Linked DNA regions of Homo sapiens: region 1 is linked to region 2. The links are chromatin loops, found by intact Hi-C in ENCODE. Cell type or tissue: ascending aorta. All regions are shown on one strand. Each heading gives the region's core, and the rest is flanking DNA. Links, peaks and the distances in the headings are about the cores only. Region 1 has its middle 10 kb from the start of ELF4. Region 2 overlaps UTP14A (UTP14A small subunit processome component).

Region 1 (5,366 bases), core at 245-5,244, 190 kb after region 2:
GACCTCTGATGTGTCCTCAGAGTGAAGCTGGGGAGGCCCTGGCCTTAGCTGATCTCCCCACAGCCCGGTGCAGGCGGACCAAGATTGTCAACACAGGGAGGTTTTGCCGGAGTGAGCACAAAGTGAATTTCTGCAGGCCCTTGAGTGTGCTGGGGGATGGGGACACAAGTAGCCATCAAGCTGACATCTCTTCCTCAGATGGAGAAGAGACCCAGGGGAAGGGAGGGGCCTCCAGTCACACTGCACGGGGCTCTACGTATTATATAAAGTGAATGCCACTGCCCGGAAGTGTGCAAGCAGGTGGCAGTAAAGCCAGATTCAGGAGAGTTGGGGAGGGCACTTGGAGAGGAGAGATCAGGAGGGGCTCAGACTGGGACACCACAGGGGACCATGGGGCCTGGCCCCAGATATCCAGGACTAGGGATGAGGTAGGATGGGGGATTGTCTATGAGGGGAACTCATCAGCCCCCAATTTCATCCACTCTGCATCCTCCCAAGGGGCAGGCCTGGGCTGAGGTTTGTACCAGGAGGTAGACAATTCTGCTCTTTGGGATTGCCACAATCCACTGAGAAGTGAGGACAGGCCTGAAACATTTGCTAGACAGAGGCATAGCAGAGGCCCAGTGGAAATGCAGCCACTCTTCAGTTTCCCCACCCTGCCCCCACATCGGGGTTGAGGGTTGTTGTTGTTGAATGCAGAAAAATATAACAATGTGTATAAAGGTGCAGTATGAGTCACTTCACGGAATGTCTAGGCCCCTTTGCTGGCAGCAAACAAGCTTTCCAGCCCTCTTTTGAGGAAGCCATCCAACTCGGCGGCTGCTGCTGGTTTGTGTGTGTGAGGGTGTATGAGTGTGCATGTGGGTCTGTGTGCAACATGGCTCTCTGGGCCTTGCCTGCCTATGTGCGTGTCTGTGTGGGTCTCACAGATGTGAGTGAGGGCATAACTGTGTTCGGGGTGTGCATGTGTGTGCATATGCCTGTGTGTGTGTGGGCTCAAGTCTTGGATGTCGGGTCCCCTCGTGCATGCATGTGTGTTCGTGGAGGGCATGTGCACATGTCTGTCTGCAAAGCAGTATGGTATGTGAGCCTGTGCGTCTCAGGATGTCTACGTGTACATTTTTTCCTCGTCGCTGCCAAATTATCTTCCCATCTCTCCCCTCACGAAGAGAAGGGCTGACCGAGGGGAGCTAGCAGTCCAAGACGGAGGTGGCCAGGGACGGGAGAGGGGCTGGAGGGAAACCAAAGCAATTCCACTCTTCGGAGGAATGTGTCAGCCAAGGATGAAACTGAAACCGAGACAGCAGCTCAAAGGCACCAGACCCTGGGATCGTCCAGGGGCTTCGGTTCCTCCCACTCCCCCACCCCCTCCAGCCAGCTGTGGAGATTAGTCAGCCCAAAATTCCCATCTCTGCAGCCTTAACTTGGGGTTGAGTTTGTGATGCTGAGTTAGAACTTGGACCCGTGGTTAGCACGTGACCCCATTAGCTCCCATTATCACATTAACACAAATTAGTTTATCAGATCCTCTCCTGGTCACCTAGGGGGGCTTGGGGAAGAGCTCACCGCTCAGGTCCTGCTCTGGGAGAAGAAGCCAGCGCCGTGGCATCAGGAGAGGGCAGAGGCTGAGACTGCAGGTCAGATTGGGGACAGAAAGAGGGGGCAGGGGGACGTCAAGCTTTGCTGATCTGATCTTTCTCCTCGATGGTGCTCTGGGAGGAGACACCTTGGGGAGGGGTCTGGTAGAAAGGAGGGGGCTTCCAGGAATAGCTGGGCACCGCCCTGTAGGAAAAAGGCCCGGGCTCTGAGGTCTGGGCGGGAGACAGGCGGTATTTCTCCTGGCACACAGTGAGACCTGGGAACGTTTAGGATCCTTTGGATTCCCCCCGCCCCTTCCCTTTCTTTATGGGAAGTCTTTAGATGACTTTCTCAGATGGTTTTGCACACCCTGAAAGCAGGAGAACTGGATGGACTGAGAGGGGAGGAGAGGCACCCAGAATGCTAACACGGGGTGCAGCTTTTATTTCTTGGCACAGAAAAGAGGGACACACTCTGCCCATAGATTTTATATGTCAAGTTGTATCACAGAAGTGGCCACTCTAGCTTCTGGAAAGGGCGAGGTTGGAGCCCTCAACAACTTTTCCCCACAGGTTCTGGCCACAAGGTTATTTTTGTGCCTTGATATTCTCAATATGTTAACTAAACAGCCACCTCATAACCACCAAGCACCACGAGGATGTCCAAGGCAGCATCATGGCTTCTAGAGCTCAGGGCCTGCAAGGAGTTAGGACACGAAGTTCTATCTATGAAGACAGAGGTTGCAAGTTTGAGCCCCAGATAAGCCCTTAGTTTTTTGTTTTGTTTTTTTGTTTTTTGTTTTTTTTTCTTTTTTCCTTATATAGCTGCAGAAGACCGGATTGACAAGCACGGACCACCTAACTGTCCCTCTAGATCCGGACTTAAGCAGAGCCTCTACCTCTCATGTCGGCCGAGCCGAGTCTCAGGCTGCGCCCCAGCCTTGGCCACAGTCTGCATCCCCTGTGCTGGAGATGCGTTCTAAGTCTCATGGGAGCCAGGCTAGAGAGTGGCTGTTCAGGGAAACCCACCCCCAACGCCCCAGACACGACTCAAAGTTTCCATTCTACTGCCTGCGGGTCAAGAGCGCCATCCCCAGAGAGCAAAGACCGCCCGAAACTGCAATTCCTTTGCTGAAGTTAGGAGCCGCCCGGGGCTCTGTGGGGCCTGCGAGGTGGCTCGAGGGACTTTGCAGAAGCGCGCAGGAACCAGCCCCCGACCTGGGGCGCTCGGCCGCGGGGCTGATCTCCGTACTCTCCCGCCAGTGGGGTGGGAGCGCGTCCTTCTCTCGAGTTCGGGGACGGCCTGAGAAGCAGCGGGGGCTGGTGGCCTTTTTCTCGCTACCCCCTTTCTAGGCTCGCGCGCCTTCCAAGCCCGGATCCTGGTGGGGCTGAGCGTGCCCACCCGCCCAGCAGTGCGCCCGGGCGCCTCTGCAGCGCCACCTGCACGCGGAACGCGGCGGCGGCGGCGGGAACTGTCGTCCAAGGAGGAGCAGCAGGAGGAGGAGATATCGGCTCCTCTGCCCCCAGCTTTCCTCGCTGGCACGCGGCCTCCCTTCGCCGCCTCAGCCCCAAGCGGCCTGACCAGCCCAGCCCCAAGCCTTGTCCCGCGCCCTGCCCGGCGCAGGCAGCCAGCGCCCCGAGCTTCCACTCCTGCTGCTGCGCTCTGAGCGGCCTCCTGCCCTGGGCGCCTCTTCTGGGGAAGCAGTGAAGTCACACTGGGCCGGATCCGCTGACTCATGAGAATGAGACTCTTCCCCGGTCCCCGGCACACCCTTTGAAACTTCCCCTCAATCCTTTCTTTTTTTTCTTTTCTTTTCTTTTTTTTTTTTTTTTTGGCGGAGTCTCGCTCTTTCGCTCAGGCTGCAGTGGCGCGATCTTGGCTCACTGTAACCTCCGCACCCCACCCCCGGGTTCAAGCGATTCTCCTGCCTCAGCCTCCGGAGTAGCTCGAATTACAGGCGCCCACCACCACGCCCAGCTAACTTTTGCATTTTTAGTAGAGACAGGGTTTCACCACGTTGGCCAGGCTGGTCGCGAACTCCTGACCTCAGGTGATCCGCCCGCCTCAGCCTCCCAAAGTGCTGGAATCCTTTCTTTCTGCTCCCGCCTCCCCTCTTCCTCCCGTCCCGACAGGCGAACTGGAGCGGCTCTGGGCTCCCCGGGAAGGATTCGGTGGGGCAGCTGGGAGGGCGGTGGCGCGTGGGAGTCCCCGTGGAGATCTCCGCGCCCCTGTTCCAACCTGGCCACCTGTGCTGTTCTAGGGGTGCACAGGGAATGCCCAGGAGGGAATTGCATGTTTGCAAGATTGGGCAAAGCTCTCACTAAGGTATCCTTTTGTAATTAGCCACTGCATTCAGGGAGTGCCTGCCCAAGGGAAGGGGTCTGGGGATCCCCTTCCCTCTTCAGAACCTTGGGACTGCCTGAGGAGTTCACCTGGAAGCTGGTGGCTCTTCTTTAGAACCACCTGTTCCAATGAACAAGTGAGAACATGGGCTTGCTTCAGGCGGGATTTGGAACAGCTTCTGCCACTGAAGGGACAAGTGTGGAGTGTTCTGAGCCTTGAGCTGTTCTGGACCCCAGCAGCAAGTCGAGCCGATCATCTGAGAGGTCACTGGCCCTTTCTCCTGGAACTTGATAGTGGACCAGTTCAGGATAGGGTGGGGGTGACTTGGAGGCCCAGGAGTCCGGGTTTTCATACCACCCCCTTGTGACACTAATTTGAGGACAGTGGAAGGGATGAGAGGATTGGATTGTCTCATCACCTCTCCACTGGGGTGGGAAACCAGAATCACACCCTGGTTGCTTAGAATATTAGTTTCAACAAGGTGCCTAAGGGCCTCAGGCCCAGGCCAGGGAAGGCTTCAAGCTAGAGGAGCCCTGCTGGCCTCTGAAACACCTAAAGCTCCCCTTTCCTTCCAGAGGGGCATAGTCCGTAAGCATCCTTTCCCACCTAGCAAATCATGGTACTGGATTGGCATTGTTTGCCTGTATGCACTTTCCTTTTGTCTGTATGATAAGAGCCAAAGCTGGGTGTTGAAGTTTGCAAGCTTCCTGACTTGCTTGTCACTGCACTTCAGGGCACGGCTCTGCCAAGGCCATGGTCAATATGGAAATGGCCATGGACTAGGAGCAAGGGGGGGTGGGAGGTAGAAGGGCTGGTCTCAAGGCTTGGGCTTATATAGCATGAGGGAGCTTTTCTGAGCTCCTACCTTGGTATTAGGTTGAAAGCCTGGGTTATGATGGCTGTCCACACAGCAGCTCTGTAGGGCATGTTTGTTGGGGATTGGGAGCCTGTAGGAATGTATGTGCTAGGATCATGGCTGACAACAGTCCCACTGTCAAGCCTTCCTTGGGGGAAATTCTGGATTTGAAGCCAAACTTTAGCTTAGGGGCTGAAGGATGACCTGTTTCATGGAACCCAGTTTCGAGGCTGTGAAACTCTCCATGGAGAGGAAATAAGACAATGTACAATGTACAATTTCTAGGGGTCCCAGGTCCAAATGTAACTGGGTAGGTCAAAGAAAAATAAACTATAAACAAAAGCCATAAACTAAAAACAAAAACCAGCAAAACCTGTACATCTAGTAGAGCCAAAGGGACAGCAGAGGCATGGGGAGATGGCTGCCAAGGGCTTTGGGTTCCATTGGCAGCCTCTCTAGACCTTAGAGGTAAACAGCAACTGAGAGATGGAGAGATGAAGAAAGTCCCATGCAAACACTGAAAGACTGTTGCAGACAAAGGAGGTCAGGGCTGAAGGTGAGAGATGACCTAGTCTGTTCTCTCATTTTA
Region 2 (5,366 bases), core at 100-5,099:
AGGCATATGCCACCACGCCCAGCTAATTTTTGTATTTTTAGTAGAGACAGGGTTTTGCCATGTTGGTCAGGCTGGTCTCAAACTCCTGGCTTCAAGTGAATCACCCATTTCGGCCTCCCAGAGTGCTGGGATTACAGGTGTGAGCCACTGTGCCAAGCCAGCCCCTCCAGACTCTTGAGACTAGTGTTATTTGCTCAGATGTTGCCAGTGAAAGTGTGAGCTACATCCACTGGATAAAGCAGCTACTTCATCCCTTGACTCAGCCACAGCAGATTATGAAATACTGCTTTAAGATATGGAGTAGAAATTCTTGAGTCAAGATGAAAATCCTGGATAGGGTTTTTACAAGCAGTGAAGCATAAATTACAATGAAGTTACATTGAGAAGCCACCTGTTAAAGTGGCTTCCTTTTTTAAAATTTGGAACTTGGGGCAATCTTCCCAAGCAGGGTTTACTGCACGAGGAACTTAAGCCACAGTCCCAGTTATACAGTGGATCATTGGCAAAGCTGGGAATAGGACCCAGGACGTCTGCTTCCAATATGCTACTTTTTTTTTTTTTTTGAGACGTCTTGCCCTGTTGCCCAGGCTAGTATGCAGTGGCACAGTCACAGCTTCCTGCAGCCTTGACCTTCTGGCTCCAGCAATCCTCCCAGCTTAGCCTCCCAAGTAGGTGGGACTACAGATCCACACCGCCATGCCTGGAAATTTTTTGTTGTTGTTGGAGGGGTGGAGGTGGTAGAGATGAGTTCTCACTATGTTGTTCAGGCTGGTCTCGAACTCCTGGGCTCAAGCTATCCTGCCCCCTTGGCCTCCCAAAGTGCTGGCATACAGGCGTGAGCCACCATATCCAACATCTCACATGCTACTTTTTTTTTTTTTTTTTTTTTGAGACGGAGTCTCGCTCTGTCACCTAGGCTGGAGTGCAGTGGCACAATCTCGGCTCACTGCAACCTCTGCCTCCCTGGTTCAAGTGATTCTCCTGCCTCAGCCTCCTGAGTAGCTGGACTACAGGCACATGCCACCATGCCCAGCTAATTTTTTGTATTTTTAGTAGAGATGGGGTTTCACCGTGTTAGCCAGGATGGTCTCGATCTCCTGACCTCATGATCTGCCCGCCTCGGCCTCCCAAAGTGCTGGGATTACAGGTGTGAGCCACCGCACCTGGCCACATGCTACTTTTAATTACCAAACTCCGTTGCCTGCTATGATTAGTGTACTGTCTAGGAGATTCAATGTACAGAATCTTCTTTTCCCCGTTTGTCCTTTTTATAATGTCTTATGTGGTACCTAGCACTTGGTGGGTGCTCAACAAATGCTTACCGACCAGACAACGTACAAACCTCATTTTCTGACAGTTTTCATTCTTTTTTCCCCCAGATTCTGGCAGCCAGGAGGTGCTGTCTGAATTGAGAGTACTATCTCAGAAATTGAAGGAAAACCATCAGTCCAGGAAGCAAAAAGCAAGTTCAGAGGGGACTATTCCCCAGGTCCAGAGAGAGGAACCTGCCCCAGAAGAAGAGGAGCCCCTGTTGCTACAGAGACCAGAGAGAGTACAGACGCTGGAAGAGCTAGAAGAGCTGGGAAAAGAAGAATGTTTTCAAAATAAGGAGCTTCCCAGACCTGTGTTAGAAGGGCAGCAGTCAGAGAGGACCCCAAATAATCGCCCTGATGCCCCTAAGGAGAAGAAAAAGAAGGAGCAAATGATCGACCTACAGAACCTCCTAACCACACAATCTCCCTCCGTGAAGTCTTTGGCAGTTCCCACAATAGAGGAGCTGGTGAGCAGAGCCAGGGTGGTGGGCCATTGTTCAGAAAGTGTCGTTCTTGCGCAAGGAGTAATGAAGCTTTGTTTTGCTGGGGGCACATTTCAGTAGTTTAGAGGTCCAGAATAGTATAGGGCCAGGCTAGTCCCAGTGACGTTTTAATAGATGCAGATATATGGGTGCTGCCAAGACCCCTATTTCCGAAAGCCTGATCCACAAAAACTCCTCTGGGGTGACTCTAAAACTGCTCTCAGAGGTAAGAGGGAGTAACTCAGAGTTCTGACCAGATCCCAGGCAGGACAACTTGAAGGTGAGTCATTGAACTGTTGCGAAAGTTTTATTCAGTGGGATCTCAGATGGTCTAAGACTCCCCAGTTAATCTGAAACTTAAAGTGAAGCGTCCTGGCACCTGTCTTTTCAGGGATATAAGCTGGAGGAAGCCTACAGTCTGGCCACTTAGAGCTCCTGCTGCTAACACGGGCCATTCCTTCCTCCACCCTGCAGCTTCCTTACTGAAAAGTTTAAAATTGTGTCATATGATAATGAGCTAGGGATATTTACCCTAGAGGGAAGAAAATTTGAGCATGATTGGCTGTGCACTGGTTTGTATCGCAAGACCATCATTGTTCAGCACTTCCCCCTAGGGGGCGCTAAAATGTCACGACCCGAAATTCAAGCGTTCTCGCCATGAACCACAGCTCATAAGCCAAGCTGTAGCTCTCGCTTGTTTCTTCCCAGGAAGATGAAGAGGAGAGAAACCATAGGCAGATGATAAAGGAAGCTTTTGCTGGGGATGATGTCATCAGAGATTTCTTGAAAGAGAAGAGGGAAGCTGTGGAGGCGAGTAAGCCAAAGGACGTGGACCTGACACTACCTGGCTGGGGCGAGTGGGGTGGTGTGGGCCTAAAGCCCAGTGCCAAGAAAAGACGCCGGTAAGAATGCCGAAGAAAGTCTGTCAAAAGGGCACCGGGTTCTCCCCTCGCCCTTCGGTGTCCTCCCTACCCTTTTGACTAAGTCCTTAATGCTCCTAGTCAGATGTCCTGTTGTTTTGCTTTCCAGGTTTCTCATTAAAGCCCCTGAGGGTCCTCCAAGAAAAGATAAGAATTTGCCAAATGTGATTATCAATGAGAAGCGCAACATCCACGCAGCTGCTCATCAGGTGAGAGCTTAGAGAGCTCTTTAGCTGCCTGCTTGTTACTGCCTGGCTCTCTTGCTTGAGAGGAGTATTCTAGTGATCTGTAGTCAAGAGAGACGTGTGATCTTGACCGCAGAATCAAATCTGTTGTTTTCACTGAATGGCTGTTAGATTTATCATTTCAGATAGACTACGCTGTTTTAATTACTGGCCAGGAAAAAAGTTTAGAGTCAAGGTAATGCTCAAACAGAGGCTATAAGGTTTAAGCTGTAGCTTAAGAAAAATGAAGACAAACCGGTACTTGTTCAGGAGAATGAGAAGATTGTAAGTTGTGTCACATGATAATGAGCTAGGGATGTTTACAAGAGAAGAAAATTTGAGCGTGATTACGGTGTTCAAGTATATCGAAGGTTATTGTATGAAGTCACATAAAGTAGAAGTTAGAGGACATACAGAATTCAAGGCTGCTCTGGGAGTATGAGAATGTGTAAAGGGGACTCAAGAACGAGATTGGACTAGATGACCTTTATGTTCCCTTCAATTCTGAGATCTGTCCCCAGCCAGTATATTGAAATGAGTTACATTTTTCCCTCGGAAGGAATAAAGAATTAATGGCTACAGAACAGAGGTAAGAAGATACACATTTCAATAACATTCTTTTTGATCTTATTTTGTGAACCAATCACTGCAGAAACTGAATCATAACTACTGCAGTCCCAATTAAACCTATATAACTAGAAAATAGGCAGTTACACGATAAGGGAAGGGGGGAAAGGGTGCTTCAGTGGGCCAGGATTCCAGGTGATGGGTAGAGTATGGAGCTCAATAAAGACCACCCTTCCCTTCCAGGGGTCTGTTTGTTTTTTTAATACAGTCATGGCAAACTGACAAATAGTTTTCTAGGAATCTCCCCTGATTTTCATCTTTTTAATAAGTTACTGCAGGTTCCAACATGCAGTAGAATAAAGTGCTTCAAGGTGCCTAGGGGGGACTTCTGAGACTGAATACTTTGTCCAGGTGTTCTCTTTTTCTGTTGCCCTGGTTGACAAGCACAGATGTAGCCGTCAACCCAAATAAGACATTCCCTTAACTTAAAGAGAATCTGTTTCCTTTGCTACTACCAGGACCACCTGATAGTACTTAGCTTCTCTTGAGTATTCCACTGAATGTTTCCAGAGACTACTGATTTTTGTTTGTTTGTTTTGTTTTCAGATGGAGTCTCACTCTGTCACCCAGGCTGGAATGCAGTGGCACGATCCCAGCTCACTGCAACCTCCACCTCCCAAGTTCAAGCTATTCTCGTGTCTCAGCCTCCTGAGTAGCTGGGATTACAGGCATGCGCCACCACACCCAGCTTATTTTTGTATTATTAGCAGAGACAGGGTTTCACCATGTTGGCCAGGCTGGTCTTGAACTCCTGACCTCAAGTGATCTGCCTGCCTCGGTCTCCCAAAGTGCTGGGATTACAGGTGTGAGCCACCGTACCCTGCCAAAGACTACTGATTTTTACATCCCCATTTTCTGCTTACGTGTTTTCCTCCTTTGGCCACTGGGGAAGTGTTGAAAGATTATTTAATGTCTGAAGGTAGCAATGTGGTGGAGGAGTACCAGGCAAGGAAACAGGAGCTTTGGGTTCTGTTCTCCAATGCTGCTCCTCATTTACTTAGGTCCATCACTTCCCCCCTCTAAGCCAAATCTTCAGGCCAAGGGAGATGACCATTGTCAATATCTAGGGCCTTCCAGCTCTACATTCTGTGGTGCCAAAAGAAGATGAAGCTAAGTGGGCCGGGCATGGTGGTTCACACCTGTAATCCCAGCACTTTGGGAGGCCAAGGCGGGTGGATCACAAGGTCAGGAGATCGAGACCATCCTAACACAGTGAAACCCCATCTCTACTAAAAAAAAAAATACAAAAAAAAATTAGCCAGGCATGGTGGCAGGCCCCTGTAGTCCCAGCTACTAGGGAGGCTGAGGCAGGAGAATGGTGTGAACCTGGGAGGCGGAGCTTGCAGTGAGCCGAGATCACGCCACTGCACTCCAGCCTGGGAGACAGAGCGAGACTCCATCTCAAAAAAAAAAAAAAAAAAAAAAAAAAGATGAAACTAAGTGTAACGGCCTGGTAGAGTTCAGGATTCGGGTTCCTTAAAACATCAATCCTGGCCAGGCGCGGTGGCTCACGCCTGTAATCCCAGCACTTTGGGAGGCTGAGGCGGGTGGATCACGAGGTCAGGAGATCAAGACATCCTGGCTAACACGGTGAAACCCCGTCTCTACTAAAAATACAAAAAATTAGCCGGGCGTGGTGGTGGGCACCTGTAGTCCCAGCTACTCGGGAGGCTGAGGCAGGAGAATGGCGTGAACCCAGGAGGCAGAGCTTGCAGTGAGCGGAGATCGTGCCACTGCACTCCAGCCTGGGCGACAGAGCGAGACTCCGTCTCAAAAAACAAAAAAAAAATATCAATCCTA

The links. Hi-C counts contacts between places; a loop is a spot of excess contacts. Peaks named below come from ENCODE experiments on the same cell type or tissue, not always from the same donor. Only the 100,000 strongest peaks of a DNase experiment are listed, where the experiment ranks them.
Region 1: it touches region 2 in a loop (4-fold over the local background); 2 of 110 quality-filtered maps call a loop at or near these places.

What each region holds. Positions count from the first base shown.
Region 1 is chrX:130,117,859-130,123,224 of GRCh38, forward strand. It overlaps a transcript of RAB33A not described here. Among named protein-coding and RNA genes, the nearest start is that of ELF4, 10 kb to the left of the region's middle. RefSeq lists an enhancer at 2,799-2,898 and silencers at 3,049-3,188, 3,178-3,387. In ascending aorta, for the core only: CTCF peaks have their summits at 3,015 and 3,214; DNase peaks (open chromatin) are centred at 2,589 and 3,273; H3K4me3 peaks cover 1,315 bases; H3K27ac peaks cover 3,370 bases.
Region 2 is chrX:129,923,416-129,928,781 of GRCh38, forward strand. It overlaps UTP14A (UTP14A small subunit processome component), which reads left to right. Exons shown (of 15, transcript NM_006649.4): 12 at 1,380-1,780; 13 at 2,504-2,697; 14 at 2,825-2,924. All of the region lies in intron 2 of LOC105373335 (a long non-coding RNA gene), which reads right to left. Among named protein-coding and RNA genes, the nearest start is that of UTP14A, 20 kb to the left of the region's middle. RefSeq lists a silencer at 2,319-2,368. In ascending aorta, for the core only: a CTCF peak has its summit at 2,412 (motif pointing right); a DNase peak (open chromatin) is centred at 2,416.